Linked DNA regions of Homo sapiens: region 1 is linked to region 2. A link is a loop called in an ENCODE intact Hi-C map of the cell type or tissue named here. Cell type or tissue: ascending aorta. All regions are shown on one strand. Links, peaks and the distances in the headings refer to the core of each region. The heading gives the core; the rest is flanking DNA. Region 1 overlaps IL33 (interleukin 33). Region 2 has its middle 18 kb from the start of LINC02851.

Region 1 (2,915 bases), core at 158-2,657, 460 kb before region 2:
AATCAGCTTTCAGATATTTGGGTACTAAAGAAAAAAACAAGTAAAAACAAAAAACCAAAAAATGCTGCAGACTCTGTGGACTTTTCTTTTCACTGTAATTTTGTCCTGCTGTAAGGTTAGTAGAAAGGAGAAGAGGAGATCACAAGGCTGAGGCAGAATTTGTGTGTTTTCTGAGGATGGTACCCTTTGTGTGAATAAGGGGCTAGTGCAGCTGCCAGTATAGAAGGGGCCCTGGGAGAAGGAAATAAATGAGCTAAATGAGGAACCTGTACAGGAGCACAGGAAAGAGTCAAGGAGGAAAATGCTGGCTTTCACATACCCTCCTTGTTTTGAAGACAAGGAAACTGAGACCTGGAGAGCTGTAGGGACTTGAGGGAAAGGAGAAAATCCTAGGTCTAAGCTTGGGAAGGGGATGCCAATCTACCTTTGCTTCTTCAAAGATTACTACAGACTTGATCCACTGGGGCCCTCAAAGTATGTGAGGCATGGGAGGGGGCCCAGGAGGGGAATAAAACAACTTGTACTGAATAATTTGAAATGTTCAGTCACACTAAAACTGCAGAGCCACAGGCCAGCTGGAAAGTCAGCTTTTAAAAATGCTTTACAAAGAGCACTGACCCAAGAACAAGAAGACGTGCGTTCTATTAGACTGAGGCATTTAAGACTGTCATTTCTGTAAGTCAAAATGGTGAAGTAGTGCCAGCTTCATAACAGCTCAACCAGGGAATCTACCTCCACTGCTCTGCAGATCTTTGGGATTTGGGTAGGGTCCCCACATCTGTCTAGTGGATGATGCCTGCCTTACTTAGTTTATAGGGTTTCTGTAAGCACTGATCCAAATTACACAACATTTACTGAGTGCCTGCTGTGGATAATTTCTGGGGAAATAAAGATGACTAAAGCACAACCCTTGTTCCCAAGGACCTAGCAGTGGAGGAGGTAGGAAAACAAACAGAGTTGGATCTATTATTATATATATAATAGATAAGGAAGGGAGAGAGGAAACAATAAAGTCGGCTTGATTGTGGGTTGTCAGGGAGATCAAAACATTTGAATTGGCCTCCAATGGTTAAACAGAGTTTCCCAGACAAAGGGATGAGGTAGCACTAGCAAGAGGAATAGTTTGAGCAAAGCCATGAAGGTGTGCAAGTGCATGGTGAATTGAGGAATGGTAAACAGTCTAATTGGTCTAAATGTAGAGAGTATGGAGGGAGGGGTAAGTAAGGTTGGAAAAGTTGATGGGGCAGGTAGTGCCAATGTATAGAAATGACTGGATAAGACCACATCCAGGAAAACCATGGCAAAGCACAGAAGTACTTTACAAGTGATAAGTACTGTTTACCTTAAAGACATAAAACAAAGCTTCCCTAAAATCTCACACTATCCCTCCCTCTTCTCACGAGGGCTTTGGCTTGAGTCATAGATTGATCTACTAGGTATCTTTATAGAGTATTTCCTTTCCCTAGGAGAAGTGTTCTCCCCAGGGTCCAGGAAAGTGGCAGATGGAAACTTTCAGAGTGGTGGAGGGTAGGGGACAGGAAGTGATCCAGATTGGGTGAGGAAGGTGCTGTCTCATTATTCCCCAAACTTCTATCTTCCCTTTTTCCATATCATGTATTCTAATCTCCCTTAAGAAAGAAGTGAAACTGCTACACCCAAGGGAGTAGAGGATTGGTGTGTCACACTCCCCTGTGCTCCCATCCCCCGCTTCTCCTCCACTTCTGCCCCTTTGCAAAATCTCCCAGAATGAAGTCATATTGTGTTGGCAAACTTAGTCATAATCCCCATTTCCTCTCCTTATCAGCCAGGACCTGTCTTCTTCCACTGATTCCACTGGTATTGCTTCCAGTACCCAGCAATATGTTCATTCATCCCACTATATCCTCATAGATCCTCTTCCCATTCAAGAGAAACCAAGCTTGACAAGGAGATGAATCAAATATAAGGTCCTGGGATTCAATTATGCCCCATTCTACCAATGTTCTCCATGAACTAAGAGAAAGAGCCAGATAGCCCTAATATCAGATTCTGGCTTTGCTACTTCTTACCTATGTGACGTTTTGCAAGAGCCACTATTTCTTCACTTCTAAAAGGGAGACAATCATATCCAAACTCCAGAAACACAGTGACATTAGAGATAATATACATAGAGCATCAGTCTTACAGAAGACGCCAAACATTGCAGCTACTACTATCATCATTATCATCTTCACCACAACCACCATTATTAAGCATCTGAATTAATGCAGACTCCTGGCTGGTCTCATCCCTTCCCTCTTATTGCCCTCCATCTGTTTCTCACATGATAGTCACAGCACTAGTTTAAAAATAAAAATCAAATCACATCCCATGTTACTCAAAACCCTTCTTTGGCTTCTCAATGCACTCTGAATGAAATCCAAGCTTCTTCCTTTGGCCTCCAGGGCCCAGCCCAACCAAGCTTCTGTCCCCTTCTCTCTACAGCCCCTTCACATTATGCTCTCCCCATTGCCCGCTCTGCTCCAGCCACACTAGCACTCTCTGTTCACTGAGCACTGCGGCTTCTGTCCATCTCAGGGCCTTTGCCCCTGAGGTTTTCTCTTCCCTGTGTCTCTTCCCTTTCATATGTTCCTCACGCCCTTTGGGTGCAGTTTAAATGTCACCTTCTCTGACTACACTACCTTAGTACCATTCTACTTTATCTTCTTTACCAGTCCAATTCTTTTTTATCACTGTTCATTAATAACATATTTGTACAACTATGTGAATAACTTCTATCTCCCCAATAGAAAGTAAACTCCAGGAGGGCAAGACAGTTTGCTTTGTTCAGTACTGTATCCCCAGCACCTAGCCCAGTACTAGAAGTAGTATTTTATTTATTAATGTTTTTAGGCAGCACTCCATGCTGTAGTACAAGCAAATGCAAATCCAGCATC
Region 2 (2,915 bases), core at 241-2,740:
TGCGCCACCATGCTCAGATAATTTTGTATTTTTAGTAGAGATGGGGTTTAGCCATGTTGGTCAGGCTGGTCTCGAACTCCTGACCTCAGGTGATCCGCCCGCCTTTGCCTTCCCAAAGTGTTGGGGTTATAGGTGTGAGCCACTGCATCTAGCCTTTTTTTTTTCTTTTTTTCTTTTGAGACAGAGTCTCACTCTGTTGCCCAGGCTGGAGTGCAGTGTCATGTGATCTTCGCTCACTGCAACCTCCTCCTCCCAGGTTCAAGTAGTTCTTCTGTCTCAGCCTCCTGAGTAGCTGGGACTACAGGCACCCGCCACCACACTCAGCTAATTTTTTGTATTTTTAGTAAAGACAGGGTTTCACCATATCGGTCAGGCTGGTCTTGAACTCCTGACCTCAGGTGATCCACCCGCCTCAGCCTCCCAAAGTGCTGGGATTATAGGCTTGAGCCACCACGCCCAGCCATGGCCTATTATTATTATTATTATTATTATTATTACTATTATTATTATTATTATTATTATTTTGTGACAGAGTCTTGCTCTGTTGCCAGGCTGGAGTGCAGTGGTGCTATCTTGGCTCACTGCAACCTCCACCTCCCAGGTACAAGCGATTCTGCTGCCTCAGCCTTCTGAGTAGCTGGGATTATAGGCGCGCGCCACGACACCCAGCTAATTTTTGTATTTTTAGTAGAGACGAGGTTTCACCATGTTGGCCAGGATGGTCTCAATCTCTTGACCTCATGATCCGCCTGCCTTGGCATCCCAAAGTGCTGAGATTACAGCCATATATTTATTATTATTATTATTATTATTATTATTTTGAGACAGGTTCTTGCTCTGTCACCCAGCCTGGAGTGCAGTGGCATGATCTTGGCTCACTGCAACCTCTGCCTCCTGGGATCAAGCAATTCTCTTGCTTTAGCCTCCCGAGTAGCTGGGATTACAGGCACACAACACCACACCTGCCTAATTCTTCTACGTTTTGTAGAGATGGAGTCTCGCCATGTTGCCCAGCCTGGTCTTGAATTCCTGGCTTCAAGTGATCCTCTAGCCTCAGCCTCCCAAATTGCTGGGATTACAAGGATGAGCCAATGCACCCAGCCTGTGTTTATTCTTTTAAATGATAGTAAAGTACAATAGAGGGAGAGAATTGCAGGTTATATTTTTTGTTTGTTTCTCTGTTTTTTATTTAATGTCTCCCCAGAAACCTCCATAGGTGCTTCACTTTCTAGTTTAGTTCCTGCTAATTTTAATAGCTCAAATGTTACCCTATCAGGGGTGTCAGTGGGAGAGCCCTGCGGAAGTGGAGTTCCCTGAGGAGGAAAGTTTCTACATTCAGAAAAGACTTGGCTTGGGTTTTGTCGGGAGGTAAAAATGGGTCAGTGACTCAGAAAAGCTTGCCTAAAAGCTGACATCTAGTGTTCATTTCTGAAAATATGTCCTGACATACTAACCCTGAGATTTTCTATCCCAAGAACTGTTTTTATTGATTTTATTGTTACGCACCAGATTTCAAGACCATTTGACTACCCAAAGAAACACAACTTAGAAAATAATTATGGTTTTCACTTTGTTTTAATCACAATACATATAATACTGCCAAAACAGGACTTTGGATCAACAGACATAATAGCAATTATTATTATTTTATTTTACTTATTATTATTATTTTTGAGACGGAGTGTCACTCTATTGCCCAAGCTGGAGTGCAGTGGCAGGATCTTGGCTGACTGCAACCTCCGCCTCTCGGGTTCAAGCGATTCTCCTGCCTCAGCCTCCCAGGTAGCTGGGATTACAGGCATGCGCCACCAGGCCTGGCTAAGTTTGTATTTTTAGTAGAGATGGGGTTTCACCATGTTGGCCAGGCTGGTCTCGAACTCCTGACCTCAGGTGATTCACCTGCCTCGGCCTCCCAAAGTGCTGGGATTACAGGCGTGAGCCACTGCACCTGGCCAGCAATTATTTTATTTATTTGAGATAGAATCTCACTTTGTTGCCCAGGTCTGACTTTGCAGTGGCACAAGCATGGCTCACCACAGTCTAGATCTCCTGGGCTCAAGCAGTCCTCCCGCCTCAGCCTCCCTAGTAGCTGATACCATAGGCCTGCACCATCGTGGCCAGCTTTTAAAATTTATTTTTGTAGAGACAGGGTCTCACTGTGCTGCCCAGGCTGGTCTCAAATTCCCAAACTCAAAGGATCGTCCTGCCTCAGCCACCTAAAGTGCTGGGATTACAAGCATGTGCCACCTTGCCTGACTCCAGTTGATTTTTCATTTTTATTTTTATTTTATGTTTTGGGAAGGGTCTTGCTTTGTTGCCCAGGGTGGAGTGCACTTGTGCAATCTCAGCTCCCCGCAGCCTTGACCTCCTGGGCCCGGGCAATCCTCCCACCTCAACCTCCCAAATAGCTGGGACTACAGGTACATGCCACCATGCTGGCTAATTTTTAATTTTCTGTAAAAACAGGAGTCTCACAGCCCAGCATGGTGGCTCACGCCTGTAATCCTAGTACTTTGGGAGGCTAGGGCAGGAGGACCACTTGAGACCAGCCTGGGCAACAGAGTGGGACCCCTCTCTCTTTTTAAAATTATTTTTTATCTTTTTTTTTTTTTTTTTTTTAAACAGGGTCTTGTTCTGTCACCCAGGCTGGAGTGCAGTGGTGTGATCTCAGCTCAGTGCAGCCTCAACTGCCAGGGCTCAAGTGATCCTCCCAACTCAGCCTCCCGCATAGCTGGGACTACAGGTGTGTGCCGCCATGCCTGGCTAATTTTTAATTTTTTTTGTAGGGATGGAGTTTCACCATGTTGCCCAGTCTGGTCTGGAACTCCTGGGCTCAAGCTATCCACCCATCTCAGTCTCCTAAAGTGCTGGGACTACAGGCGTGAGCAACTGCACCTGGCTGATCCATCATTTTT

The links. A loop is a pair of places that touch in the nucleus more often than their neighbours do. Peaks named below come from ENCODE experiments on the same cell type or tissue, not always from the same donor. Only the 100,000 strongest peaks of a DNase experiment are listed, where the experiment ranks them.
Region 1: a loop joins it to region 2, with 2.6 times the contacts of the local background. A loop is called at or near these places in 2 of 110 quality-filtered maps.

What each region holds. Positions count from the first base shown.
Region 1 is chr9:6,228,859-6,231,773 of GRCh38, forward strand. All of the region lies in intron 1 of IL33 (interleukin 33), which reads left to right. All of the region lies in intron 2 of LOC107987046 (a long non-coding RNA gene), which reads right to left. Among named protein-coding and RNA genes, the nearest start is that of IL33, 15 kb to the left of the region's middle. In ascending aorta, for the core only: no CTCF peak of the experiment used is centred there; a DNase peak (open chromatin) is centred at 1,703; H3K27ac peaks cover 1,957 bases.
Region 2 is chr9:6,685,208-6,688,122 of GRCh38, forward strand. No RefSeq gene overlaps it. Among named protein-coding and RNA genes, the nearest start is that of LINC02851, 18 kb to the right of the region's middle. In ascending aorta, for the core only: a CTCF peak has its summit at 1,433 (motif pointing left); no DNase peak of the experiment used is centred there; H3K27ac peaks cover 1,005 bases.